Regions from separate parts of the Mus musculus genome. Here regions 1, 3 and 4 are each linked to region 2. A link is a loop called in an ENCODE intact Hi-C map of the cell type or tissue named here. Cell type or tissue: heart. All regions are shown on one strand. Links, peaks and the distances in the headings refer to the core of each region. The heading gives the core; the rest is flanking DNA.

The links. Peaks named below come from ENCODE experiments on the same cell type or tissue, not always from the same donor. Only the 100,000 strongest peaks of a DNase experiment are listed, where the experiment ranks them.
Region 1: a loop joins it to region 2, with 2.1 times the contacts of the local background. A loop is called at or near these places in 4 of 42 quality-filtered maps.
Region 3: it touches region 2 in a loop (3-fold over the local background); 6 of 42 quality-filtered maps call a loop at or near these places.
Region 4: it touches region 2 in a loop (4-fold over the local background); 6 of 42 quality-filtered maps call a loop at or near these places.

Annotation. Positions count from the first base shown.
Region 1 is chr5:92,306,476-92,313,880 of GRCm38, forward strand. It overlaps Sdad1 (SDA1 domain containing 1), which reads right to left and starts at 3,549. Exons shown (of 22, transcript NM_172713.2): 1 at 3,317-3,549. The coding sequence starts at 3,406. In heart, for the core only: CTCF peaks have their summits at 3,634 and 6,029 (motif pointing right); DNase peaks (open chromatin) are centred at 3,526 and 6,036; H3K4me3 peaks cover 2,169 bases; H3K27ac peaks cover 1,575 bases.
Region 2 is chr5:92,191,415-92,198,819 of GRCm38, forward strand. It overlaps Uso1 (USO1 vesicle docking factor), which reads left to right. Exons shown (of 24, transcript NM_019490.1): 18 at 1,299-1,437; 19 at 2,598-2,761; 20 at 3,934-4,020; 21 at 6,922-7,020. Gm25290 (a small nucleolar RNA gene) reads left to right here and starts at 1,908; the gene lies at 1,908-2,051. In heart, for the core only: a CTCF peak has its summit at 4,485 (motif pointing right); no DNase peak of the experiment used is centred there.
Region 3 is chr5:92,394,547-92,401,951 of GRCm38, forward strand. All of the region lies in intron 3 of Art3 (ADP-ribosyltransferase 3), which reads left to right. Among named protein-coding and RNA genes, the nearest start is that of Art3, 11 kb to the left of the region's middle. In heart, for the core only: a CTCF peak has its summit at 3,868 (motif pointing left); a DNase peak (open chromatin) is centred at 3,845; H3K27ac peaks cover 408 bases.
Region 4 is chr5:92,377,949-92,385,353 of GRCm38, forward strand. It overlaps a transcript of Art3 not described here. Among named protein-coding and RNA genes, the nearest start is that of Art3, 5.2 kb to the right of the region's middle. In heart, for the core only: CTCF peaks have their summits at 2,960 (motif pointing right) and 4,041 (motif pointing left); DNase peaks (open chromatin) are centred at 4,011 and 5,975; H3K27ac peaks cover 339 bases.

The DNA of each region.
Region 1 (7,405 bases), core at 1,187-6,186, 110 kb after region 2:
AGGGGGTGGGGGAGAAGTGCATGTGTGTGCACACACCAACCTCGGCCCACCTCCCCCCACCTCAAGCCTAAACAACAACAAAGCCAAGAGTAATAGACACATGGAGTATGTATAAAGCCACAGCACACTCTCTAAGCACTTGGTTTGTGCTAAGCTTTTTATATCTATGACCCCATTTCTGTTTAACCACTATAACTGTAAATGAAATCAAGCCCACTCCAGGTCCCATAGCTATTATCCTTCCATAGCTTTCACTGCTTCTGTGGGGCTAGGAATGGAACTTGGGGTGCTCAGGTATGTGAGAGAAGTGTTCCACTGCTCAGCTACACTCCAGCTTGCCATAGTTAGTGTGTCAACAACCACTCACACACCCACTCACTCACACACACACCAAGTACTCCTTAATCCTCAGCCTTTTTTGAAGGTTATTGAAGGTTTATCGAAATATAGGAGTTAAAGGGCCAACACCGCAGGAGTGGGGAGGTCCCAAATTCTTCATGTTCCTAACCCCAATTCCTTCACTGCCACACCATGGACAAGTTATAGACTCACGGTCGCAGGTCTGCTTGAGATGAGCAGGACATACCACACTCTGCCCCTGATGTACATTTGTCACACGCCCAAAACCCCAGACACTCCCTCCTTCCTCTCATGCTAACCTCCATACCAGTACCCCAAAGTGGTTCTGTGGCTGACCCCAGGGCATCCAAGCTTGGATCCTCCACTGTGAGCACGGCCACATCAGTTCCTTGCCCGTGGCTGAGTTGGTTAGTATGCACCCTCTTTGTTCCTTACTGATACTGGTCACTTTCCAGAGGGAGTCCTTCCTCTTCACCGTGACTTGGCTTTGAGTCCCACCTCAATCACTGCCCAATCAGCAGGCCATGGGGGGCTATGACTTCCACCATCTTGGGAGAAACTCTGGACTCCGCTCCATTTCCCTTTCTACTTGTCAGAAAAAAAAAACCCCTAAAAACTGTCTTACATGGTACCCGGATAATCTAAACTCCTCAGCGGCTCCTAGAAACACCGGAAGTAAAACCTAACCGCTTACCACTATCGAAAAGGCTCTGACCTCACCGCATTTCCCACGCTACACTTAAGTGACAATGTTCCTGCTTCATTTATTTCCACGACAGCTTCTGTGAGTCCTGTTCTCCTGCCTGGAACGCTCTGACCTGCCTGGCCCAATACTACCACTGCAGGAAAGGCTTCCCTTCCCTCAACAGTCTGCAGTCTCTATTCTAACATCCTCACCTAGCCTTATCTTACACAGGTACCGTCCTCCTAAGAACGAGAGTCCAAAAGACGGCATGGCTCCATTATCTGCTTACTTGTCCCTGTATTCTCAATGTCTACAAATATACTGCAGTGTGTGTGTGTGTGTGTGTGTGTGTGTGTCTGCACTAAAGCAGATGGAGGAGGCGGCTATTACCTTTCTTGAATACTAAAATACAAAGGTTGTTATTGAACCTTCCTTGGTTTCACAGCAGGTCAGAAATAGAACCAGAGCTTTGGGTCAGCTGTAAAACTAACGGTCTCAAGCACCCACTGACAGGATTTGGACAGTACAAAAAAAGAACGGAGAAAAGGGGGTGTCTGCGATGAAAAAGAAAGCAGGGCCAGGCCAGTGAAGACAACTCCAGAATGTCAGGAAGGCTTCACTGCTATCTCTCAGACTGGAGGCTCGCAGGTGGAATACGTCAAGAACCGTATAAACCAAACCACACCTTCCAATCAATAAACAGACTATAAAGGATTGAATTGACAACTCTCAACATAAATACAAAGGCCGGTAACTATGTGAAAAAGTGTGCAACATGCAAATTAAAATAATCTGAGATTCTATCTCACCTCATCGGAATGGCTGTCAGCAGGCAAAAGACAGACAGCAAATGTGGGAAAACAGAAACTATATTCCCCTTCTCTCTCACGCTCCACACACATGCACACACACACCACTGGTGGGGATAGAGTGGGAGCACACACACACACACACACACACACACTCGCACACACACAGCTCATGGTGCGGATGTCCATGGTAGAACCACTATGGACAAACTAAAACTGGCCTTCTACGGCCTGGTTTATAATAAAAGGACTCTGATCAAACACCATAGACACACTTGCACATTTGTGTTTACTGGTGCACGAACCACGGCAGCAAGAAGCAGAGCCAGCCTTTAAGTCCATCAACAGAATGTGTAGTGAAAATGTGGTACATGCATTTAGTTTTTTCCAATCAAGAGCTGAAACCATGACAACAGGAGGAAAGATGTTAAGAAATTAAACCAGACTCAGAGAGGTAGCCTGTTTCCTCTCAGAAGCAAAAGTCAGATTTCAATTTAGTTTGTGACACAAGTTAGAAAGGGGAACCCAGTAAGAGCTTATGTTTAATGTGTATTGAGAGCTTGCCTACTTGTATGTGCGTGTATACATATGCCTAGTATCCAGAGGCCAGAAGTCGGGTGTCGCATCCCCTAACACTAGAGCAACAGATGGTTATGAGCTATCATGTAAGTGCTGGGCCTTGAACCCAGGTCCTCTGGAAGAACAGCCAGTGCTCTTAACCATTGAGTCAACTCCCCAGCTCTGGAAGAAGAGACCTTAAAGGGATGCAGGGAACTGAAATAAATGTGATGTGTATACAGAAGTGAAGTGGGGGCTGTCTGAGGAGAGAAGGGGACCAGTAAGGGGGGGGGGGAGACAGGGAGGATTGGGAAGGGCGGTGTGTAAGAAGACAAATAATAAAGGCAAAGGCGCGTCTTAATCTATCTACCAGGTTAAGAGTACAAAGTCACGGCCTTCATTTCGTGGTTCTTATGAATTCACACACTTGGAGTATGCCATGCCCCTCACAAACTGGACCTAACAGAGTTTTAGACCGCACATTTCCCTCAAAGCATTTTTTTCAAATCTAGCTCAGGGTGACTCCCAGGGAGTTTGAACTGTGGCTTAACTACATCTTCTACACTCTTGACTGTGGGGTGGCCCTGCCATCTGAGAACTCCTTGCTCTTCTTGGCAGAGCTTGGGGCACTCGGGAGAGGCCGTCTGTGGAAAGCATGTTTAACACACGACTCATCGTATGCTAGGGGCTAACTCGAGTTTTTGCTCTGAGGCGGCCAACGGACGTTACCGGCCCACGTCGGCGAGGCGGGCGGATAAACCCGGAGGCAGCAGGTTTTAGGGTGTGTTTCAGTGTTGGTGGGGTCTGCATGTCCCGTCCCCCGTATCTCCATCCCCCGTCCGTTTCCTCCCCAGGCCCCCGGAAGCACACCGGAGCATCCCGGGGAGCCGGATCCCGGTCCCACCTCCTCCACGTAGGCCGGCGGGTCCCGCTTGATCAGGTTCTGTAACTGCGGCAGGTTGCTGGGCAGCTTGTTGTTGTTCCTGCCGGACATGGTGGCTGTGGGTGGGCTCCCTGGCGAGCAGTGCTTGGAAAACGTCCGCCTCTGTCAGTCGCAGCCCGGGCCCCGCGGCAGCTTAGACTCGTGGGTCCCAGTGTAACCGGAAACGGCACGTGGGACACGCCGCTTGCCCGACCGAGCTACGGAACGCTCAGAGGATCAAACTTCACCACCCTGCTGCAACTCTTTGTAGGCGTCTGCACGCTATCGGTCCCTGCCGGTGGACAACCGCTACTGGTTGTCACCAAACTCTGGAGCAGGTTTCCTTATCTCAACATTCTTTTCCACTGAAAACAATTTTTATACAATATATTTGATCATGTTCTTTTTCCTCCGCCAATTCCTCCCAGTTCTCCCCATCTAGCTCAGCATTCTTATGGTGGCCCAAATAAATGAGGATTAATATGGGACTCAGGTATGACAGCATACAACTGTAATCCCTGTACTCAGGAAGCTGAGGCAGGAGCATTATATTTGTTTGGGGCAAGCCCGAGGCTTACTCTGTCTCAAGAAAAACGACAGAAATTAAGCAGGGGCCTGGGGACTGGTTCAGGTGTCCTATCTCATAGGAGACCCTAGGTTTCTTCTCCAGCTCTCCATAAACTGCGTGTGTTGGCTCATGCCTGCAACCCGCATACTCAGAGAAGAGGCGGCGGGAGGGTTGAGACTCCAAGGTCATCCTCAGTTACATAGGAATTTGAGAGAAACCTGAGATACATGAGATCCTGTATTATAAAATGAGGATTAGGGGCTGGAGATGGTTTAGCAGCTAAGATCTGGTACTGCTGTAGGGACTCAGGCTCAGTTTGCAACACACGGTGGCTCTCAACCATCTATAGTTAACTCCAGCTCCTGAGAAATGTGTGCCCTCAGCAGGTGCCTGTGCTCACAGCACACATACCCACACAGAGTTGCACACACATCACTAAAACAAAAACCTTGTCAGAAATGAGAATCATTTTCTTTTAGGCTGTACTAAAGGTAGAAGAAAAAAATCCATGAGGAGTATGCTTAGAGAATATGTTTTAGAGAATGGCAAAGAGCAGGGGTGGAGGTTAGATTGTTTTTTTGTTGGTGTTGGTTTGTTTGTTTGGTTTTGTTTTTTGAGACAGGTTTCTCTGTGTAGCCTTGGCGGTCCTGGAACTCACTCTGTAGACCAGGCTGGCCTTGAACTCAGAGATCCATCTGACTCTGCCTCAGGAGTGTTGGGTCTTAAAGGTGTGTGCCACCACCGCACCCAGGCAACTCTCTTAATTCTAACCACAGAGGGGAAAACAGCTGTTGGATGGTAACTAGGTTTTTGTTTTGTTTTGTTTTTGTTTTGTTTTGTTTTTTTCGAGACAGGGTTTCTCTATGTAGCCCTGGCTGTCCTGGAACTCACTCTGTAGACCAGGCTGACTTTGAACTCAGAAATCTGCCTGCCTCTGCCTCCCTACTGCCGGGATTAAAGGTATGCGCCACCACTGCCCGGTAGATGGTAACTAGTCTTACACTAATAGATGAATCAAGGTGTTATTATTCTGTGTAACCTAAGCAGTTTCCTAGATCAACTTCATCCAAGGTTACCTGACACCATGTTAGAGCCCAAATCAAAAGAAATTTATAATCATATCTGGATAAGTCCTGAGGACAGTTAGATCAAGAGTGCTCGTGAGGGCGTTAGTGTTCTATGAGGGGATTTTTCCTTCCAGAGGCCGTCAATGTTTGTGGAATGTAGATGGCTAACTTCTAAAGTTTTTCCCAATTCTTTAATCATAAGATTAAAGCAACATTTTAATTTTTTGAAAATTTCCTAAAATATGTTTTTGATCATATTACTCTTCCCCTAACTCCCCCAGACCCACTCTCTCTCCTCTCTCTCTTCCTCCCCCTCCCTTTCCTTTCCCCTCCCCTTTCCTCTCCCCCTCCCTCTCCTTTTCTGTCTTCATCAAGTCCAGTTTGTGCCGTTTGTATATTTTTGGATGTGCAGCCGTCCGCAGAACATGGTCATCTTCATAGGCACTACATTGCTGAAGAAAACTGACTCCCTTGTCACCTTGTCATCCAGCAGCTATCAGTGAGCAGTAGGTCCTTGCAGAGGACAGGTTCAGTTCCCAACAACGACATGGTAGCTCACAACCATACGGAACCCAAGTTCCAGGGGGTCTAATGCCCTCTTCTGACCTCCTTGGGTACCAGGCATGCATATGGTGCATATACATTCCTGCAGGCAAAACGTTCATATATATTAAATAAATAAACAAATAAATAAATACGTAAAATCTGAAAAGAAAAAGAATTTTAAAAATTATCTCAAAAGGTGGTCAACAGAAATTTTCATTACTCTCACTTGAAACCAAGAGAGAGGGCACTAGAGAGATGGCTCAGCTGTTAAGAGCAAGCACTGACTGCTATTGCAGAGGACCTGGGTTCAATTCCTGGTTGCCCACATGTCAGCTCACAATCGTCTGTAACTCTAGTCCCGAGAATTCTGACACCGTCTTCTGCCTTTTGCAGATACTCTGCGTGCATGTGCTGTACAGGCGAAACACCGTGCACATAAAAAAGAAGAAAAAGGAACCAACATTGAGAATGTTCCTGTCTGCCTAAAATACATTGTTTTGAGAAACTGTTAAAGTCGCCACTAGGGGGAGCGCCTGCTCTTGTTTTAACAACAAACCAAACTCCCACAGGCTTGATTAAAATGACCACCTGCAGATTAAATCAGCTAAGACACGTCTGCCTTTTCTAAAGCTAACTTTAGAATCCAACTCGGGTTGCCCTCCTGGGCAGCAAGCACCAACACCCGCTGAGCCACTCACTGGTCAATAGCTTACTTTTTAATTGTTCCTTCCCTTCTCCACTACTTTGTATATTTATTATGAATTTTGCCAGCAAGCCCATCGATTTCTTTCTTTCCTAGGAAAAGAGAACTGAGTTGTTATGGACGCCCCTAGAACCCTAGGCAGAACTCAAACTCATCTGGGCATCATCCTTTTATTTTCTTAAAACTTACCCCCAGGTCCTTAAAAAACATTTTTTTTTCCTCAAAAAACCCACTGAATAGTTTGTTGGGTTTTGTTTGTTTGCTTTTTGTTTTTCTGTTTTTACACCTGAGAGCTTGAAGAGTAAAAGCATATTGTGATTTCTTTCAGCATTTATTAATTTCTGCTCTTGGGGATATGGTTCAGTCTATAACTGGTCTGCCTTGTGGGCATGGGGACTGAGTTCCATCCCTAGAAGAAAGAAAAAAGAAAAGCTGCCATTATGGTACCTACAGTGGCCTGGTGGGGAGTGACATGAGATACGGGGGGGGGGGGGGGGGGATGGATAGACTTTGGTGCTGACTGGCTGAGCAGCCTGGCCTACCTGGTAAGGTTCATTGTCTGTCTCAAAAACAAGGTGAACTGTACCTAAGAAACTTCTCCTGAGACTGTGGTCAGGCCTCCGCTTGTATTCGCATACTCAGAAATACACAAATAGGAACATGTACACGTATGTACAAATGCACGCACACATATTACACATGCACATGCAAATGCACACGCACGCGCACGCACACACGCACACAGAACTGAGCTAAGGATGTAGCTCAGTTGCTGGAGTGTGGTACACCTGCCATCCTGGAAGTTTGAGATTTGTCTGGGCTAGAAGAGACCCTGTCCTAAACAAACAGACAAGCAAACCAAACAAATACAACTTTATTGATGTGTGAGGGATAAACGAAAAATTGTATGTATTTAAAGGGTACAAGTGTCAGAGTTTGGACATATTCGTAGGCCTGTACATCCATCTTCATAGTTTACATGACACACAGCATCACCTCCTAAAATTTCCTCGAGACGTGTGTGTCTAAAAATAACCTTTCTACCTTTTACACAAACTTTAAATTAAGGGCATAGACAATATTACAGAGGGTGTGCATATGCTATACAGTAGATCTTTAGGGTGGTGACATTTTAGTTGACCTTGAAAGATTTAATGATTGTGAGAGTCAGGAAGGAGTCACTAGTT
Region 2 (7,405 bases), core at 1,534-6,533:
AATCTTAACAGATAATAAACATCTAAAACTATAAAAATGTTTATATCCTTTGAATGATATTTGAGAATTCATCCTAAGGAAATTCTCCAAAATTCAAGAAAAACTGTTAAATGAACATTTATCATTTTGAAAAGTGGAAATTATCTTTAGTGTTAAAAGCATGTAATGTGCCGGGCATGGTGGTACACGCCTTTAATCCCAGCACTCGGGAGGCAGAGGCATACAGAGAAACCTTGCCTCGAAAAAAACCAAAAATAAAAGTAATGTAATTTATACTCTATCTACTTGATCAGGTATTGAATGAGCATCAATAAGTATGGCCTTATGGCTGAAAAGATAACTCATGAAGAGCAGAGCTGGGATCTCAGCACCACCGTGACAGACCAGGCACTCAGTGCTCAGTCACCCCAGCTTTGAGCAGAACAGAGTTGCTAGGACTTGTGGGCTGTCAGCCTAGCCAAGAAGACATGAGCTATAGGTTCTGGGAAAGACTCTGTCTCAGAGGAATAGGCTGCAACAGGGGCCCTCTTTGGCTTCCATATGCACACTCACAGGCACATGTGTGTGCTTGAATACACATACAAACACAAATAAATACAGATTTTAAAAATTATGATTATGAAAGCTGTATGGACATTTAGTAAGCGGTCTAAATGTTCTAAGCTTCTGTACGAACTGACTATAGCAACTTGATAAAACATGCTAGAGACTGCTTGTGGCCCGACTTCTTTTTTTTTTTAATTTATTTTTATTACTTTTAATTATGTGTTATGTGTTTGCATGTGGTTGTGCACATGAATGCAGATGTCCACAAAGGCCAGAGGTGTCAGATCCTTCAGACATGCCCAGAAGATAGAACCAATTTGTACAAATTCTCCTCTGACTTCCTCTCATGTGCCCATGCACAAAAAACAAGTAAACGTGATAAATTTAAATCCTATGGCTGCATAAGTGTATCTTCATTCACTAAGTTTCATACGTAGTTTGGTAGATATTTCTGTAATGGTGTCATGGCCTCAGAGTGAGTGAGCAGCAGGCTGCGGTGCTGCAGTGGTGTGGTGCTGGTGAGTGCAGAGCAAGTGAGCAGCAGGCTGTGGTGCTGTGGTGCTGGCCTGCAGAGCCCTGCTTGAAGCCCCCACATGATGATCAGCTTCGCACACGTTCAAGTCTTCATGCTTCACTATTGATTTGGGGCGTGTTGAGTAGTTTAGCATACTGATTTTTTAAAAGCCCATGTATTTAATTATTGTGTGCCTGGTGTATGCAGTGAGAACATCTGACTCGTGTCTGTTTCACAGGACCTACAACTGGAGGAACTGAAACAGCAAGTCTCCACCCTGAAGTGTCAGAACGAGCAGCTACAGACAGCAGTCACCCAGCAGGCATCTCAGATTCAGCAGCACAAGGACCAGTACAATCTCCTCAAAGTTCAGCTCGGTGAGTGTCTGCCTCACTCTGTCCTCAGGAGCTGGAAGGAGATTCTCTGTGCCCTGCTTGTTCTCAACCGTGATCACTGTGAGGAATATGTAAGTTAGAACTTAGTGCAGGATGGCTTGTAACTGAGTAGCTGAGACCAGATCATTCCAATAGAAAGTCCACTCTCCATCTTCTTGCTTATTGGCTGATCCAGTGATTGCTGACTCCTGGCAACACACTATATCCCATGGGCTATTTGAGATTGACTGATATACTATTTCAGTTGCTTCAGAATTGAAATAATAGCATTATGTCATCTGAAAAATAAGTAAAATAATAGATATGTAAAACTCTAATTTATTCCCAGGTAGATAGGCAAGAATTCACATTCCTCCATTTTGAAGGGGCGTTTTCTCAGATGTCATTGTTGTCTGTGGTTGTGTGTGGGCGTTTGGGTGCCGCTAGGTCTGAGCCTGACTTGCTAAACCCTCCCTTCTCTTTGTGGAGACCCGGTGTGCTGTCCTGTGCCCCGTTATGTAAAAGGCAGAAGGAAAGGGCTCCAGCCCTCTTAGCACCATGTCTTCAGTGCCTGTGGCCTCCTGTCCACCGGCTGTGTCCTCAGGTGTAGGATACCAGGAGAGAAAAAAAGGATTTCCATTCCTGTCACTTTCTTTCTGGGTGCTGGGGCTCCAACCCTGGCCTCTGTGTGTGTGGGAGTGGTGCTGTACAGAAAGCCATACTGCAAGCCCGCATGTTTGCAGAGAGCATCATCTTGCAGGCCTTGTGATGATGATAATGCCAGGTACCGAAGAGTAAGAAGTTAGTAACTAACATTTTCAGAAACAAATTTTTCTTTCTTTATGACAATAATTTTTTGGCCAGTTAACCCATGTGGATAGCTATTCCTCTGGAAAACTTTTTAAATGGATTTGACTTCTCTTACGCTTATTGTCAGAATTGGAATTAAAGCTGCCGTAATTCACAGTCATAATCACCAAACCATACAGTTTAATCAGGAGCCTTGAACCAATCTGCACCTCTGCCATCAGGAGCGCCCTGCCAGTTTCCCAGTTAGGGGACCTTCTCTGGGGTCTTAGGTGATCTTGTATTGTAGCCTTCTAGTCCTGATGATGAGAAGTTGGATTCACGTCAGCTTTCCCCACTGTTGTGATGTTTAACAGGAAAAGACAATCACCATCAAGGTTCCCACGGTGACGGGGCTCAGGTGAATGGCATTCAGCCGGAAGAAATCAGTCGGCTGAGGGAAGAGATAGAAGAGTTAAAAAGTCAGCAGGCGCTCTTACAAGGCCAGCTAGCTGAAAAGGACTCATTGATTGAAAATTTGGTAAGTAAATGTTAAAAAAGAAATGTAAATAAGTGACCAAGAGTAATTCTCATCATCTTACTTGCTTGCTTTTTCTGGGTTTGTTATTTGTTCTTTTTTTAAAAGATGTATGTATGTATTTATTTATTTTATGTATGTGAGTACACTGTCACTCTCTTCAGACACACCAGATCCCTTTACAGATGGTTGTGAGCCACCATGTGGTTGCTGGGAATTAACTCAGGACCTCTGGATAAGCAATCAGTACTCTTAAACGCTGAGCCATCTCTCCAGCCCAATTTGTTTTGTTTTAAGGCAGGGTCTTACAGTGTAGCTCTGGCTGGTCTGGAACTAATTATGTAGATGAGGCTGGCCTTGAACTCAGATTTTCTGAGAGCTGAATTGAAAGTTAGGTACCACCATAGCATAGCCATCCCTGTGTGGTTTGTTGTTGCTCGTGTTGTTGTTGACGACAGGCTCAGCCATCTCAGGGTGATCTTGAATTCCTGATCCTCCTGCCTTTCTTTACTCTACAAGTGCTATACCCCATGCCTGGCTTAATGCTTCAAAACCCACTGTGGTGTCTAGACCTTGCTAGCCTTGAACTCACAGAGCTCTGCCTCCCTCCGCCCCCTGGATGCTGGGATTGAGAGTGTGTGCCTCTGCACCAGCTCTCCTGAGACAGGGCTCTCTATGCAGCCTTGGTTTCCCTGGAACTTACTGCGTAATCTGCTTGAGCCGCCACACTCAGCTTGGTTTTTATTGTTTGTTTATTTATTTTCTTATTGATGGGGATTATTTCTTTTAAAAATAGCGATAGTGTAGTTTTAGAGACATTTGTTTATTTGGTTTGTTTTGTTTGAGGTTAGTGTGTGTGTGCAGACATGGGCACTCAAGCCACAGAGTGGAGGTCAAGGACAGTTTTCAGGAGTTGATTCTCTCCTTTGCCTGTGAGTCTCGGGAATCAACATCCCTTTGGCAGGCTTGTGAGTCACCTGGTCTGAGTGTAACTTCTGAGGCTGTGGAGAGCTGTAGACAGCGCTCTATTGAAATAGAATCTTACATATAAAAATTCAAGTCTTTATGTGCAGTCCTTAGTGAGCTTCTGTAAGGTCTGACTGTGAGCGTGAACCTCTGCTCTGACTCCCTTTCTTTCCAGGTTTAATTTCAGTTTATTTCTATGCTAATTGTAGAAATCTTCGCAAGCGTCTGGCATGAGTGAACAGGCTTCAGCAACATGTCCTCCCAGAGATCCCGAGCAAGTTGCAGAGTTAAAGCAGGTAATGTTCCAGTAGAGTAACACCACCCTGAGTGTTGTATTGCTGTAGAATGCCATTGTCAGGAGCAATACGATTGGTAGTTAAGACAAGCTTTGAAAAACCTAGAAGCTGTGTTTACTTGACAGTAATGTAGTTTTGTCTTTCATTGATTTGTTTTATTTTTTTTACATTTATTCATGTGTTAATCTTGTGCTATAAATGTGTGTGGACACAGCTTGTGTTATAAAGACCACATCTGGAAGTCAGAGCATAGCTGCAGGGAGTTGGGTCTCTCCCTCTACCATGTGGGTCCTAAGAGTGACTTCAGTAGTCACCCACTGAGCCATCTTGCTAGCCCAGCTTCTTATTTCAGTTTCCTTCTTTCTCTCTCTTCTCTGTCATCCTCCCTTCTTTCTGTGTTATAAAGGAATGTATGGTTATTAGAAAAGAGAAATCAGAAACCAGGCTGTGCTTCTGTGCTAGCTATCGTCCCCTGCAGGGGGCAGTGCCTCTCATGCACACGGCTGTGCCTGTGTCACCAGTGTCCTTGCCTCTTAAATCTGCAGAGGCTGGCTGGCTTTCTTTCTTTCTTTCTTTCTTTCTTTCTTTCTTCCTTTCTTTCTTCCTTTCTTCCTTTCTTCCTTTCTTCCCTCCCTCCCTCCCTCCCTCCCTCCCTCCTTTCTTTCTTTCTTTCTTTCTTTCTTTCTTTCTTTCTGTGTGTGTTTTTGAGACAGGGTTTCTCTGTATAGCTCTGGCTGTCCTGGAACTCACTCTGTAGACCAGGCTGGTCTTGAACTCAGAAATCCGCCTGCCTCTGCCTCTGCCTCCCAAGTGCTGAGATTAAAGGCTTGTGCCACCACTGCCTGGCTGATTTCTTTATTCTTATATTATGTGTTTCAGTGTTTTGTGTGTGAGTAGGAGGTTTTTGGTCTTGTTGTTTTGAGTCAGGGTCTCTCTATGTAGCCCTGGCCATTCTATAACTTGTTATGTAGACCAGGCTGGCCTCAAACTTACAGAGATCCTCATGCCTTTGCCTCCCAAGTGCTGGCATTAAAGGTAAAAACCGCTGTGCCTGGCAAATATACAAGTTCTTTTAAAATGATGGCTTTATCTAGCAACATAGGGATTTATGTATTATATTGCATATTACAAAATACCGTATGTGGGTCTCCTCACTCTCTTGGATCATTGCCTGATGGTCCACAAGGGCAGTGGGAGCAGAGCCAACAACAGATGTGGGTTTGGAAGCCCCACGAGTACTTACGGCGAATGACCACACTGGGACCAGCTATCGGGAGCCACATCAGCTTTACTTTGGGTGGCTCAAGGGTAATAAAGTTTTGGGGGATTGAGAGTAGGAATATCCAGGAGGGGCAGAGGTCATTGGCTGAGGGCTTAGGGTACCTGAAATGCCTCATTAGTGTGGGGAAGCATTTCGAGAATCTTAGGCACTGGCTGAACAGGTTCTATCAGGAGAAAGGAGCTGATCCGGTAATCTAATTGAAGCTACATGCCATTTCTCAGGTAGAGTCTTATGTGGGGACTTAGAATTCCCCAGGCAATTTCAGAGGAGAATCCCTGCTAATGAACGGAGTCTCTCATATTTCTCGGAGCCCAGAAGCTATCTGGTCATTATGGACTTTGACCTTAATTAGCAGAGTGTTCTCATACTGTGTAGGGGCAGGGGAGATGGCTCAGTAAGTAAATATGCTTGCTTACACAAGCATGAGAACTTGACTTTGAATCCCCAGCACCCATGTAAGAGAAAGGCAGACATGTTATCACATACCTGTAAGGCAGCTGGATCCTAGGGATGGCTTTCCAGACAGTCTAGCCAAAACAGCTCCAGGATCAGTGAGCAGCTGTCTCAGAAGTAAAGTGGAGAGCAAGTGGAGGACACCCGGTGCCAGTGTCTGGCCTCCACACAGGCCTCCAAGGCGACATCATCGCCCACCCTATATATATGCACCACAGACACACAGAAGGGAAATAAAGACAAGAACAAAATGATCGGTACTATCACACTCCGCATACTCTTGTTGATAATTGACAGTAGGAAGTAATTAGAGAAGAGACTGTACTCGATGGATGGTTGATGCATTATGCACCTCCCCATGCATTATGCATTATGCATGTCCCCAATCATTGCCTGAGGGGAAGGAGCATCACTGGGGGAGCTGCATTTTCATTGCTTTTCTGTCACTGTACTTGGTGGGAGGAGGTGCTGAGCGTCAGAACGTCCAGCAGTGTAGCAGCAGCTTCTTCCCTGTCTCCCCAGCACTGCTACTGCCGTGCGAGGGCCCTGACCTTGAGCTGGCCTGCTTTGAGTTGCAAGCGCCAAGCCTGTAGGCTTGAGCGGGGAGTAGCAGGGTGTGAGCTCTGGCAGGGATCTGATGGCTCTCTCAGAAATAAGACATTGAAGCAGCCCTCAGTGCTTAGACCCCATTAGCTGTTCTTGTAACATCCTAATGGTACCAGGAAGGTACAGCTTTCATGTGACTCAGGTGCCAGCTTTGCTTTCTCTGTGGTCAGCCTCCAGGTCTCCTAGGTGGGTTTTCAGTCTCCAGTGTTTCCTGAAGACTCACTTTCTCTATTTTCTTGTCCCTGTGCCTGCCTGCCTGCCTGCCTGCCTGCCTGCCTTCTTTCCTTCCTTCCTTCCTTCCTTCCTTCCTTCCTTCCTTCCTTCCTTCCTTCCTTCCTTCCTGTTATCCCTTTAGGATGTTTTTGGTGGGAGGGGGAGGACATACAGGATCTCAGGAAGCAATAGGGATGCATATATAGGTTTCATTCTCTAGCTTGATAAATTCTAATACTTGGACATGAATGAGTTTTGAAGATAGTGTCAAGAAGGGATTTCTGTAAGTGAACATTTCCTTAATGAAACCACACTGTTCCTACCACAACTTACTGTTCTGTGTTTAGGAACTGACAGCATTAAAGTCCCAGTTATGTTCACAGTCTCTGGAGATCACGAGACTCCAGACGGAGAACTGCGAGCTGCTGCAGAGAGCAGAGACCTTGGTGAGTCACCCTCATCGTCCCTTCCAAAGGCAGCAGCACACAGTTAATCTGTTCTCTCAGCCGTAGCCAGAGCTCAGTGACAGAGGCTTCCTGCTTCCTGGTGGCCTGGTGTGGCCTGGCCTTGCCTTGCCATTCTATTCCATTCCATTTCTTTTCTTCTTACTGTGCGGATTTGTTTACTTAGTGACTGAATGGTTAATTCACTGGCGTAACATCCCGTTTCCATCCTTTTCCATCCAAGCTGATAGTATCCCTGCTGCTGTGAACTTGTCAAAATCCCATGCACGGCCAAACCTTCGCCCAAGAAAGCCCTCCACATATAAATACCTCGCCTCTGTCCCTGGTGTCTGCCGAGTGTGGCCACTAACAAAAGGTGGTGCAGACC
Region 3 (7,405 bases), core at 1,633-6,632, 200 kb after region 2:
AGGGAGGGAGGAAAGAGAGAGAGGGAGGGAAGGAGGGAGAGAGAGAAAGAGAAAGAAAGAGAGAGACAGAAGTAGACAGGGTTGTAGGTGGGTCAGTAACCAGACAATGTCTGATGACTGCTGTCTCTTCCCTAACAGTCTGATGACTCCACGGTCTTCCCCATGTGTGCTCTTGGTCTAGTAAACTGCTGGGATTTTTGTTGTTTTGCTTTGTTTTTACCTCTGTAATACTTCCTTTGCCAGAATAATTTTATGACTTCATTTAAAAATATCTTATTAATAGTTCACCCCAGAGGAAAAATAATCCACCCCAGACCTTTTGACAGAAGTAGAGATCTCTCTGTACGTTCCTCTTTCCCGCCCCTGGATATACCCAGATTCCCACATCATTCTGCTATGGGCTGTGCTCACCAAAGGTCTTCCAGCTTCTCCGCTCCACCAAGCTAAGGCTCTGCTTCTCCCACACAACCCTGACCTGGGTTTGCACGTCTTCCCCAGGTTACTCTCCTTTGTTTGGTGCGGTGAGGCCAAGGGTCGAGCACAGTTTTCTGAGACACAGTATCTTGAGGCAAACTTTCTAAGACTGAATGTGTGAAGTACCCGTCTTTAAGCTCAAATAATAGTTTTTGTAGCCTGCCACATCCTTGCATGGCTCTAGGGACTTGGGCCTTACTGGGAATTGATAAGGGAATGAAAACAAGACAAGACAAGACAAGACAAGACAAGACAAGACAGACAGACAGACATGCAGAAAGAGCTAGGGTGGAGCTGTCTGAACGTTCAATGAAGAAACCTCAGAAGCTCAGCATGTTTATTACATAGTTTATTACACAGAGTTGAACAGAAAGGCAGGGCTATTACATTACTGATAAACAAGGGCCAGGCTTAGACATGGGTTTAATTAATCTGAAGTAACCTTCAGGCTGTAAATATCCGAGGGGAGGGAGCTATGGTGGACATCTTCTGTACTCACTGTTTTTTTTTTTTTAAAGATTTATTTATTTATTATATGTAAGTACACTGTAGCTGTCTTCAGACACTCCAGAAGAGGGCGTCAGATCTCGTTATGGATGGTTGTGAGCCACCATGTGGTTGCTGGGATTTGAACTTCGGACCTTCGGAAGAGCAGTCGGGTGCTCTTACCCACTGAGCCATCTCACCAGCCCCTGTACTCACTGTTAACTCTCACACCTAGTCCTCCAGAGAAGGCTGAGCTGTGGGGTCCTTGACATGGGTGTGTGGAAACACTCTTACTATTCAAACTTTGGATAAGTTCTGGTGTGGGTTTATTGATGTTTGGGTTTTGCGGTTCTTTTTGTTTTGTTTTGTTTTTCTTTTTGCTGCTGGAGATGAAACCTAGAAAGGGGAACACGTTAGGCAAGTCCTTTATCCCTGATCTACATCTGTCCCAGCCTGAGAATTGAGTGTTTTATTCTGGAAGCCGTAGGTAGGACATTTTCCTTATCTGCAGCATTCTGAGTGCTCTGGGTTTGCACCTTGCTCTATGAGATTAAAGGGTTAATAAAACTCATCTTCCCTCCTCCTATGAAAATGGCCAGATCCCTTTGTAGCACTCCTCTGTAAGGTGCAAAGGGCAGAATGGCAGCTCTATCCAGCACTGTCTGAGGTAAACAAAGCCCCTGAAGATGAGGTACCTGTGAGCAGGAGAAACAAGAGGGACCTAAGGTCCTGGGCCAGAAAGCCAAAGCTTCAAACTTCCTGAGAGCGGTGCCCCATGTCCAGAGGCAGGACCAGACTCTGGTACTGACCAGATCACTGCAGTGGTCGGTTCAAGAGTTTCTGTCTCACACGTCGTGAGATCATAGAGCAGCCCCTATACGGCCTGCGAACTGCACTGTGCGTTCTTGTAATTATGGAGGGTGGGGTTTGAGAAAAGACCCCTTGTCTGCTCCCTGGTATGTGTATCACCTTGCATTCTCTGAAAACACCACACACACACACACACACACACACACACACACACACACACGAACACACACAGAGTGAGGGGCTATGTGCTTATCTAACTGAACCAGAATCCATTGCTGCTGGGTCTCAGAAACAGGGAAGGCTTTACACCTTGGCTCAATGTGCCCAGTGTACAAAGAGATAAAAGGGTGTGTGGGACAGTGCGGAGGAGGAGACAGCGTGCTGGGCTGGGATGCTGGCATGCTTGCAGTTGGACAGCAGAAGCTATGAGGCCCCTGCAGTGCTGAGGGCGCAGTGTTCCCAGAGCCTTACACTTTGACCTCCTGCACCTCCGTGATGTTAGGAGTAGATGCTTCCGTAATCACTCTGGACACCTCACCTGCCACATTCCTGATCTGCATTCAAGCAACGACCGATTTCTGAGCATTCTTCTTGAGGTGATGTGTGAGCAGATTGTGTTAAAGAGCATTCAGCCCTTCACCCTCTAGATAGTGGCCATGACCCCAAGCCAGGCCAGCTAGAGCCAGCTTATACCAGAGTTGGAGCCTTTTCTTGTTCCTCCTCCATCACAGTGGCCTAAAATTGGCCAAGGCTGAGTAATTTATTATTTCTCCCTTATCCATGATGATGGAGTGTTCCAATCAGTGCTTGCCTGAGACCATGGCTTATGCCAAATCCTACATGTACTAGGTATTTTTCTTTATAACCATAATATGATAAAGTTTGATTTATAAATTAGGTATACCAAGAGTTTAATAATAATAGAATACATTGCATACACTAGCAAGATTTTGCTGAAAGGACCCAGATATAGCTGTCTCTTGTGAGACTATGCCAGGGCCTAGCAAACACAGAAGTGGATGCTCACAGTCAGCTATTGGATGGATCACAGGGCCCCAAATGGAGGAGCTAGAGAAAGTACCCAAGGAGCTAAAGGGAACTGCAACCCTACAGGTGGAACAACATTATGAACTAACCAGTACCCCGGAGCTCTTGACTCTAGCTGCATATGTATCAAAAGATGGCCTGGTCGGCCATCACTGGAAAGAGAGGCCCATTGGACTTGCAAACTTTATATGCCCCAATACAGGGGAACGCCAGGGCCAAAAAGGGGGAGTGGGTGGGTAGGGGATTGGGGAGGTGGGGGGGGGGGACTTTTGGGATAGCATTGGAAATGTAAATGAGGAAAATACCTAATTTAAAAAAAAAAGCTCTGCATGCATCTGTGCGCAGAGAACCATAAAAAATAATAGAATAATGATAACAGTATGCTATACTAGAAATTCTGTGAAGCCTGCCCCCCCCCCTCAGAAATATTTATTTGCAGCCTTCAGTTGACCACTGGGTAACAGTTAAATTTTGTAAGAAGAGGGAACCTTAGAGATGACCAAACACTCTAAGCACGGTCTCCCTCCTCCCGCACTGAGTGTGTTTAATTTCTCTAGCACAACACGTCAGAAACCCAGTCACAGCTGGACTGTAGAAATCATACCTATTTTGGTGTCCCTGATGCATTCAGGCAAATACCATTTATGGAGGTCCTGGTTATACAAAAGCTCTGGCTGCCAACCATGTTTAGCAACTAGTGCCCGGCCGATGGGCTGCGGCGGGCAGTGAAACCCACAGCGCTCAAGCCTGTGACTGGAATAATGATAAAACAAAAGATGCAACGACAGGTGAGCTGGTAGACTGACTCAGAATGAGCCAGGGGCTCCGAGACATTCATGGCACATTATAAGCCTGTGTACAAGGGGGATGAGGAAGAGGGTGGGGCATGGGAGAGGGACATCTCACAGGCTAATATTCAGCTCAGCCACAAAGGAGGTCTCTGGGGAGCTCACCCATACCACTTACCACGTGTTTGTAGAGCATTGTCCAAGGCCTGCTGCTGAGCCCAAGGTTTGACCTAACCTAGAGTCCTCTGCTGCCACCTAGAGATAACCAACGGGAATGCACAGTCAGAGGCTTCCTTAGGCCAGCTATAGGCGTGGCTGGGTGGGAGAACATTTGCTGGAGAGTGAGAGGCCCTTGGAGTCCATCCTCCAGCACCGGAAAACAAACAAAGCAACAACAACAGAAACTATGGATCTGGATGGAAAAAAAGGCAGTGTTTCTAAGGCAACGTTACTAGACTTAGCGTGCTAGACATAGTCCTGTGTCGCTGTTGAAAACTTACCTATGATTTTCAATGTAAAAATCCAGCGTGGATCTTACAAAAACTGGCGAGCTAAAAACAAACAAACAAACAAACAACAAAGTAGTCCCATCTGTTAGGAAATGGAGGGGCTAATTCCTGGTGGTCTTTCCTGGTTGGTCTTGCTATGAACCCAAGACCACAGAGGGAAAGAATGGACACCGTTTCCTTCCTCAGAAGAGGCTAGAGCAGGTCAGCCAGCTTAGCTACTTCTCTGGGAAACTTGATAAAGACGGAATGTCAGCTGTGTGTTCAGACTAAACTCCTTACCATTAAAAGTGACCCCATTGGAAAACTGTACCTGGGTTTGGAGGGCTTGGCTCAGGCATGAATTCCTAAGAGAAAACCCAGGCTGTAGAAGAGTGCAAATCTGCAGAAGACTTACAAGCAGAGAAACAATACATGCCTGAACCCTAATCACCTTAACTTAAGAATAGTCTGAGCATGCATGGCCTGCTGCTTCAGCCACCGTCCTGTCCTGTGGGGAGGTCTGAATGATGCTCTACATACTTCCAGAGTCAGGGAAGCGGGAAGGTACTAACTGTTCCCTAGTTGAAAACAGGCCTTGTTAGGCAAAAGGAGCCTCTGTGCTCCTCTATTTTAAGCCTATTTTTGGACTCACTGTGGCATGCCGAGCCTGATCCCTGCTAAGCCATCGAAAGAGGAAAAGAAGATGAGTTTATTGGGCTGTCCAGACTTATTTCTTACACATCCACCCTGAGGCTAAGGATATGCAGGCAGAGGGCTTGCCTAGCACGCATAAGTATTCCTTCTGTCTTCAGAAAACAAACAATTCCACCCAGACCAGAGTGGGTGTTAAATACAATTTTCATTGCTTCTAATTGCATCACGTGAGCATTTCCTAGGAGTATGGAGGCTCCTGTGCTGTTTGAAACTATCTGGGATCGGGCGTCAGTTCATGTAGTGAGACAGGACCACCATTTGTAGTTCCGCCCAGCAAGCACAAAGGCAAAGAACACATAACACCATTCCAGCACATCGAAGCAGGATTGCTTGTGTTCACTCCAGAGACTGACCGGCTTACCATCAAACTGTGCTATTTTTGAGCATTGTAGCAGGGCTCCATTGAGCTAGTTGTTTGGGTGAAGTGGAGCTAAGGATGTTGCAGCGTGTGAGATCTCAGTTTGGAGTGCCTCTTCATGCCTTAAGTCCATTCACAGGGACCCCTAGGCTACAAGGAATACATGGACGTTTTATGTGTTTTAAGCAATATCAGACAAATCAGACATGCCTAACTGTTGGGCACCATTTGACAAGATAATGAAAGGTGCGGTTTTATCATAAGCATGATTCATGAGACATCTTTTAAAATCATCTTATATGTGTGTGCATGACGAGGGGGAGGCATACATGCCACATCTGTGTCACAGAGGTCAGAGGACAATTTTCTAGAGTTGCCTCTCTTCTTTGATTTTCACATGGGTTCCAGGGGTTGAACTTGGGCCTCCCTGTCAAATACTTTACCCTATGAGGCACAGGTCTGGCTAACTAGCTGTCTTTTTTTTTTAAGATTTATTTATTATTATATGTAAGTACACTGTAGCTGTCTTCAGACAGTCCAGAAGAGGGCATCAGATATTACAGATGGTTGTGAGCCACCATGTGGTTGCTGGGATTTGAACTCAGGACCTTTGAAAGAGCAGTCAGTGCTCTTAACTGCTGAGCCATTCTCTCCAGCCCCCCTAACTAGTCTTAACAGACTTGTTTATGACAAGTTAGTGTCTCTATGGAGGGCATGATCTAGTCAGCTGTATGGAAACCTTCAACTCAGACACAAATAAGTGAGTCCATGTAGGCGAGGATGAAGGTCTCTCTCACTTCCCATATCCCTTCAGCCTTTTCCTGTTTTCCTAGTCTGTTTGCCTCCTCATGCCTAGAAAATCTAGAATCATCCACATTTTCCCTAATTTTCCATTAAACTCCAGGAGAGGTGGGGCTACCACCTCTTGCTTGGGACGGAATTGTACAGTAGTCGCCAGAACTGTTCTCTGTTCTTAGTCTGTTTTGGCTAAATGAGTGTGCTTTGCATTATAGTGTTGCTTAGCTTCTCCTCTTATTGCTGTGGTAAAATACAAAAGCAATTTGAGTGAGGAAGGGTTTATTTTAGCTCGTAGTTCCAGGCTACAGCCAATCATGGTGGGGAAGTCAGGACAGCAGGCATGCTTTTCCCTTTTCCCATTTACACAGTCCAAGATGCTAGCCAGGGGATGGTGCTGCCCACAGTGGGCAGGCCTTCCCATCTCAAGCGATGCAATTAACATTACCCACTACAGACAAGAGGCCCACCTCTCAGGTTGCTCTAGGTCCTCTCGAATTGACAGCACCACCATGGCCATCAACTAGATTCTAACAGGCCTGTTATATCCTGGACATGTGGAAATCAGACCAAGTTACCTGCATTTCTGGTTTAAATTCTAAACGTGATATGGGTTTTGAAGGTAGATTGTAGAAGAGCATGTGGGTCATTGTGAGAGTCATTGTGGAGCAGGTCTCTATGGGACATGTCCTAGGATAACCAGACCTCAACATTAAATCAATGAATCAGATAGATACAGAGAGGAGACCAAGCCATTCAGACTTCCATGGGCACCTGGGCTGCCCTCCATGGCTTACGCTGACATCTTCATATTTTTCTTACTGACCTACTAATGTTAGGCAGGCTGGCAGCGTCCTGCTCTGTCTTGCCTAGGGACAAGCACTGGAGCATTGGTGACAACTTCCTATGGCATCGACCGTGCCAGTGTCTGGAGCCACCTGAAGCACTGACTGTTTCATGCCATGTCCCTCGTCTCCCAAGACTGTAGAGCATTTCCCACCCAGAGGTGTGTTTGGAACATACCAACTCTTTTTCTATATGAATAGGAAGAGACTCTTTGCTCAGATGTAAAAGGTCCTGAAAACATGGTTGAGACCCCTTTCTCCAAGGAGTGAGGATTGTTGTGTCGAAGGCTGGGTAACGCTTGCTGTCTTCAGAGAGCATCAAGTTAGACAAGTGCTGTTCTCTCTAACTGTTGTAACACACCAGAGGCATAGACTGGAACGTAAAGTGCTAGCCCCGTGAGGGTCCTCCACGGTCACTATACGTAACTTCTTAGTAAAACCACATCCCTCAAAAGGTGTGTGCCTTGTGCCAGTTCATATCACAGGGTCGTGGCTATTCTGTGAAGATAAAAACTATGTTCCTGAAATTTCACATCCCATTAAAGTTTTGGTCTGAGAAACTAGGCATCCACAGATTAGATTACCAATAGCCACAGATCA
Region 4 (7,405 bases), core at 1,286-6,285, 190 kb after region 2:
AAACTAGAATTATATAGAAAGCTTTTAAAATTGTGTGTGTGTGTGTGTGTGTGTGTGTGTGTGTGTGTGCGCGCATTAGCACCATGGCTCTCTGTGGAGGTCAGAGGACACCTTGCAGGAATTGCCTCCCTCATGTGGGTCCTGGAAATTAAACTCAAGTTATCAGGCTTAGCAGCTAGCACTTTAACCACTCAGTCGTTTTTTGCCAGTTCACATTGTATATAAAATTTTAACTGCATTCACACTTCAGTACATTAACACAGCACCCATGTCTTAGGTATAATAAAGTAGAGCCTTATAGCATACACTGCAGGTCGTAGGGGTGGTAGTCTGTGTTGTTTTAAGGCTAAATTGCTAGTGGTTTAGACAGGAGGGAAAAGGTAGAAAATACCAGAACAAGGACGTTCACCAGAGAGAGAAAGAGGGATTAGCATGTCCAGAGTGGTGCTACCAAGAATAATTAGACTCTAGACCAGAGAGGAGCGCCTGCCTCCCTTCTGGATGGGACAAGAGAGAGCAATGTTGGAGCAGTGAGAAGGCCAGTAAGCCTCCGGGATTCCTTCAGAGCCTGGCAGTTTCTGTTTTAATTTTATTGCTTTTTCTTTTGCCTGATTTTGGAGAAAGCTAAACAATTCTCAAGGTCTCTTAGGAAAAAAAAATAAACGCTGCATCTAACACGGGAAATCAGCAGAAGCCGAGGAAGGACAAAGGTTCTCTCCAGCTTTTTTCCTTTGATTGAAAATGGATTTTTAAAATACAACATATTCTGGTTTCCCCTCCAGGTACCTCCCAGTTCCTCCCCAACCCCCGTCCCATCCGGATCCACACCCTTTTTGTCTCTCCTTAGAAAAAACGGGCATCCAAGGAATAATAATAAAATAAGATAAACCAAAACCGAATGAATTGGAATGTAACAAAAGTACCAAACAAGAAAAAAGAATCGAAGAAAAAGCGCAAGAAGTGCGCAGGCGCAGAGACGCACGGGCTCCCGCACTCGGGAATCCGAAACCAGAGGCCCTTCCCTACCTAACCTCTGCGGTTATATAGCCTGCTTGTCAGTGACTTAACTGCTGGCATTCCTAATCTAAGTGAATATGTGCTGTAGCTGTCTTTCTGGGTCTGAGTTACATCACTCACAGATTTTTCCTAGTTCCACTCATTTACCTGAGAATTTCACCTTTTAGTGGCTGAGTAATACTGTTAATTGTATAAATGTACCATGTTTTCTTTATCCATTCATCCACTAATGGACATCGAGGTGGTTTTCAGTTTCCATAGCTGTGTGGACTTATCTCTGTGTCTTCAATTCTATTCCATTGATCAACATATCTTTTTTTGGTCCAGTGAAATAAATAAATTTTAAAACATGCTGTTTTCATGACTATGGCTCTGTAGTACAACTCGAGATAGGAAATGGCGATACATCCAGCCATTCTTTTATCATTCAGGATTGTTTAGCACTTCTGGTTTTGTTTGGTGTGTGTGTGTGTGTGTGTGTGTGTGTGTGTGTGCTTTCATATGAAGCTGAAAATTGTCTTCTCAAGTATAAGAATTGTATTGGAATTTTGAAGGCGATTACATTTAATCCATAGATTGCTTTTTGGTAGGAGGGTCGTTTTCACTATTAATTGGTATTAATTTGGTATTAATCCTACCAATTCGTAAGCATGGGAGATCTTCCCATCCTCGGAGATCTTCAGTTTCCGTCTTCAGTGTCTTAGAGGTTTTATCATACACATTTTCACTTGCTTGGTGAGAGTTACCCCAAGATAGATTTTGTGAAAGATGATGTCCTCCCTGACTTCTTTCTCAGTTCATTTGCCACTTGTATATAGGAGGGCTGCTGAGTTTTGGGAGTTCGTTTTGTATCTAGCTACTTTAGTAGGAGTTCTCTATTAGAATTGTTAGGGTCATTTATGGATACTATCATATCATCTGCACATAAAGATAGTTGGAGACTCGAGTCTCCGTTGAGACGGTAGGTGGTGGTCTAATAGGTCTGCTGACATGCGCTGCTTGGGCTTTTTCTCTTGCAGCTTTCCATAGTCTGTCTTTGTTCTGTAAGTTTAGTGTCTTGATATGTGCTTATGTGCTGAGGGGGCTTTCTTTTCTTTTCCAGTCTATTTGTGTTCTGTAAGCTCCTTGTACCTTGATAGGCCTCTCCTTTTTTTTTTTTTAATTTTTTTAAAAGATTTATTTATTTATTTATTTATTTATTTAATGAAAGTACACTGTAGCTGTCTTCAGACACCCCAGAAGAGGGCACCAGATCTTGTTATAGATGGTTGTTAGCCACCATGTGGTTGCTGGGATTTGAACTCAGGACCTTCAGAAGAGCAGTCAGTGCTCTTAACCGCTGAGCCATCTCTCCAGCCTGGCCTCTCCTTTTTTAGGTTGGGGAACTTTTCTTTTATGATTTAATTGAAAATATATTCTTACGCCTCTGCCCTGGGTTTCTTCTCATTCCTTTATTTCTAGTATCTTTAGATTTGGTCTCTTTATACTTTCCCAGATTTCCTAGATGTTTTGTGCCAGGAGTTTTTAAATTTTAACATTTTCAGCCGGGCATGATGGCGCACACCTTTAATCCCAGCACTCGGGAGGCAGAGGCAGGCAGATTTCTGAGATCGAGGCCAGTCTGGTCTACAGAGTGAGTTCCAGGACAGCCAGGGCTACACAGAGAAACCCTGTCTCGAAAAAAAAAAATTAACATTTTCTTTGACCTAAGTATTCTTTTCTTTTATCTTCAATGCCTTCTCTCTTCCATCTCTTGTATTCCATTGGTGAAGCTTGCCTGAGTTTTCTTTTTTTTCCCTTTGTCTTTCTTAAAAGTTTATTTATTAATATATATAGTATGAATATATAATATATAATCATATATATTATAATATATATTTAATATATATGAGTACATTGTAGCTGTCTTCAGATACACCAGAAGGGGGCATCTTATCCCATTACAGATGGTTGTGAGCCACCATGTGGTTGCTGGGAATTGAACTCAAGACTCAGTCTTTGCTCTTAACCACCGAGCCATCTCTCTAGCCCCTTGCCTGAGTTTTCTGTTTGAGTTCCTAAGTTTTTCATTTCCAGTGTACCTCAGTCTGAGTTTTCTTTTTTGTTTGTTTGGTTTTTTTGTTTGTTTTTTGTTTTGTTTGTTTGTTTTTTGTTTTTTCCAGACAGGGTTTCTCTGTGTAGCCCTGGCTGTCCCGGAACTCACTCTGTAGACCAGGCTGGCCTCGAACTCAGAAATCCGCCTGCCTCTGCCTCCCCAGTGCTGGGATTAAAGGCGTGCGCCGCCACGCCCGGCTATTCATTTCCTTGTTAAGGACCTCTAACATATTTATGAAGGTTATTTTGAAGTCCTTGCCTGGTGCTTCAACTATATAACATTTCTCAGGACCTACGGGTAGAAGGTTGCTGGTCTTTAGTGGAGACACATTGTCCTGGGAGTTATTGTGTCTGTACCTGGGAGTGTAGGGTTTGGGATGACTGTAATCTTAGGTCTTGTCTGGTCTTGTCTTTGTTGAGTGGGTACTCTGTTCCTTGACTTCTGTTCCCTCTCTGGGTTTTAGGAGAGTGTGGTGGCTGTGTGCTGCCTGAAAGGGAATATTTCTGAGTCCCCGCAAGTGTGGTCACTGAGGGTTCCAGTTAGAATGTGTTCCTTGGTACTGGGAGCCGACACTGGTTCCCCCTCTCCCTTTTTATCAGGTGGCTGGCTGTCCTGCAACCTCTACGCAGGTTCCCTTCTCTTGCTGGCTGTCTTCTCATAGAAGGTGGGAAGCTGGCTCTGCCTCAGTCACCTTCTGTTCACTCAAACAGAGATTCCCTGAGAACCCATCAACTATGCTGGCCAGGGAAGCAGGCTGGCAGTCTTCGCGCTCCCTCCAGTCTGCCAATCTCATCCCCAGATCTGTAACGGATTCTCAGTTATAGCCCCTCTTTGAGTAATACTTAAATTCAAAGTTTGTTTCTGCCAAGAGTGGAGCCTATGAAATGGAGAGATCTTGTTCTTTTGCTGCCCTCTGGTGGTCATTGGCATATGTACATGCCATGACATACCCATGCACGTGCTCTCGCACACTAATAGGAAATAAAAGAAATACAAAGTTAATTGATTTAAAAAAAAAAAAAAGATGAAGAACAAAAACAAAAACCAAAAAAACAGCTCCTTTTGAGATAGTAAATGTTATATACCGTAACATTTACCTAATTGAAATGTATAGTTTTTAGCTGGGGAGTAATGGCACATGACTATAAACCTAGAGCTCGGTATGGAGGCAGGAGGATTGTGAATTTGAGGCCCATTCGATCTACCCAGTGCACTTGAGACCATTTTTAGAGCTTCTGACACACTGCATGCGTGCAATGTCAAAGCATCAGGAATGCTAGGAAGTCAGTCACCAAAGACGACACACTGATTCCGTGATAATATTTAAGGGACACAGAGAAATCTGTGGTGCCAGGTGGTGAGTGAGTAGCAGGGTCTTTGGCGGAGGGAGGAGGTGGGCGTGGGGAATTGATAGGGAAACGCCCTCGCCGCTTCCATGGCCCTGGAGAGGAACCATCTTTGGAGACACTGTCCTTATGCTCGGTTACTGCAGATATGTCATGCGATGTAAATCTATCATTACTTCTTATTTTTTATTTTTTTGGTTTTTAAAGACAGGGTTTCTCTGTGTATCCCTGGCTGTCCTGGAACTCACTCTGTAGACCAGGCTGGCCTCAAACTCAGAAATCTGCCTGCCTCTGCCTCACGAGTGCTGAGATTAAAGGCGTGCACCACCACTGCCCGGCTCTACTTCTTATTTTTAACAGTTGAATAATACTGTTCGTTATCCATTTATTAGAGGATGGACATTGGAACTGAAATATAGTTATAAATATTATTATAAATGTCATTGCTAGCCGGGCATGGTGGTGTATGCCTTTAATCCCAGCATTTGGGAGGCAGAGGCAGGTGAATTTCTGAGTTCAAGGCCAGCCTGGTCTATGGAATGAGTTCTAGGACAGCCAGGGTTACACAGAAACCCTGTCTCAAAAAACAAACAAACAAACAAAAAACCTGTCATTGCTATTATAAATAACATTGCTTTTCTAAGAGGGGGGAATGAGGGTGAATATGAACAAGGTAGATTATCTACACTTGTGAAAGTGTCACAATGAAGACAGTTATTGTGTATAATTCATATAGCTACTGAAATATTCTGAACTTAAAAAATAAAATCCTGTGTAACTTTTTAACACCCCCATGCCCCCAGATTTAGACTAAAGCCCACCAAGGTTGTGTGTGTATGTGTGTGTGTGAGAGAGAGAGAGAGAGACAGAGAGAGAGAGAGACAGACAGACAGACAGAGACAGAGACAGAGACAGACAGACAGAGACACACACACAGAGACACAGAGACAGAAAACAGAGACAGAGAGAGAGAGAGACAGAGACTTTCTATAGGGCCTCAGCAACTGTCTCTGAAAAGCCTGTCTTCCGTCTTGAGTGTGTACACATCTGGGCAGGGTGTCCTATCATGTCCGTACACATGTTTCTTTAGCATCCTTCTCATGTAACTATCTTTACAGCATGTATCATTTGGGACCTGTCAGCTTATTGCTATGATATTCTTAGCGTTTGCAAACTGGGGTGAGCCCTTTGGTTTCTGGACAAGGTCTGAAGCTACACCAAGTGGTGAAAGCCCTGAGCAGAGATGGATTAAGGTGCTTCTTAACAATACACCAGCTACGCATGATCGTTTCACTAAGGACTGATACAGAGACTTTAGTCAGCTGAGTCAGACGTGCATGTTACCATATGAAATAAAATGTACAGTGTATAACTGGGCAGCACGGACCCTGATCTGCCCTCAACAATTTGCTTTTAAGATATTTGAAGCTGAGGAGGTGGCCCAGTGGATAAACTACTTTCTTCACGAGCATGAGGTTCCGGCTTGGAAGCACGATGGCTTGTGTCTGTAACCCTAGCCGTGGGAAGGCAGAGGCAGGGAGTCCCCTGGGACATGCTGGCCAGTGAGCTACATCAGTCATTGCCAGGGTTAGTGAGAGATCCTCTCACAAAAGAAAAGGTGGCGATGGCAACCGAGGAAAAATGCCTGACCTCAACCTCTGGTATACACACACACACACACACACACACACACAGAGAGAGAGAGAGAGAGAGAGAGAGAGAGAGAGAGAGAGAGAGAGAACAGAACAGAGACACAAAAAGAAATACATAACAATTTTTTTGAGCTTGCTTTCCTGAAGTCAGGTACCAATTCTTCAAGTAAAAAAAATTTTTAAATCAATGTTATGGTTTATATAAATACTTTATTTGTACATTCTGGGAAGGTTCTGTCTTAGACATTGAATACAAAGTGTATTGCTTAATACAGCTGGGTTACATAAACATGAAGTCAGAACCGGTGGCCTTCTGCTGAAGCTGCCCTGCTGATGATCTCCTCTGACAGCAACTCCAACTCTGTCGCAAAAGTGCATTGTTGGTTCTTCTTTTGACATTAATACCATAGTCTGTATAGAATAGTACGGTATGAATCGTCCCATTTTAATAACAGCAACAGCTAGTTTAACATTGAACTTACAGAACACATAGAAATCAAATGTGAAGGAATGGGTTTGGCTAAAGAGTTGGCTCACGAGGTCTCCCTGCAACTCACGACAGAAAGCAGCAAGGCTTGAGAGTGCTCCTCCTCGGGACCTCACTCAGCAGCTGCCCAGCTGTGGAATCTGGGCCCCTTTGCTCTCTGCTCCGGTATAAGAAATTAAGGTAGCAGGCATACAACCTCTGAATCAATGCACATGGGAAAAAGCAAACACCAGATAGGTGCGTCCTAAGGTGCAAACTCAGCGCCATTATATACTCTGCAGTTTTCCCTTACTTGGGACAGAAATAAGTGGAATACCTCTGACAATGCTGATACGTAATTTAAAGAGCAGCTTCTAGATTTTGTATTTGTTTTTTAATTTTATGTATATGGATGTTTTGCCTGCATGTATGTCTGTGCACCATATGCATGCAGTGACCCTGGAGGCCAAAAGAGGGCGCCAGATCCTCTGCGACGTCAGTAACAAATGGTTGTAACTATGGCTGTCATAGTTACATTTTTCCTCAGTGACAAAGCACCATGACCACAGCAATGAATGAGAGAAAACATTGATTTGGGGCTCGTGGTTCCAGAGGGTTGAAGTCCATGGCGGCAGTCCTGGCAGCCAGCAGCCAGTCATGGTGCTGAAGCAGTAGCTGAGAGCTTACCTCTGAGCTACGAGCATGAAAGAGACAGAGACAGGGCCTGGAGTGTGGGCTTTTGAAAACTCAAAGCCCGTCCCCAGTGACACACCCCCTCCAATAAGGCCACACATCCTAGTCTTTCCCAAATAGCTCCAACAACTTGGGA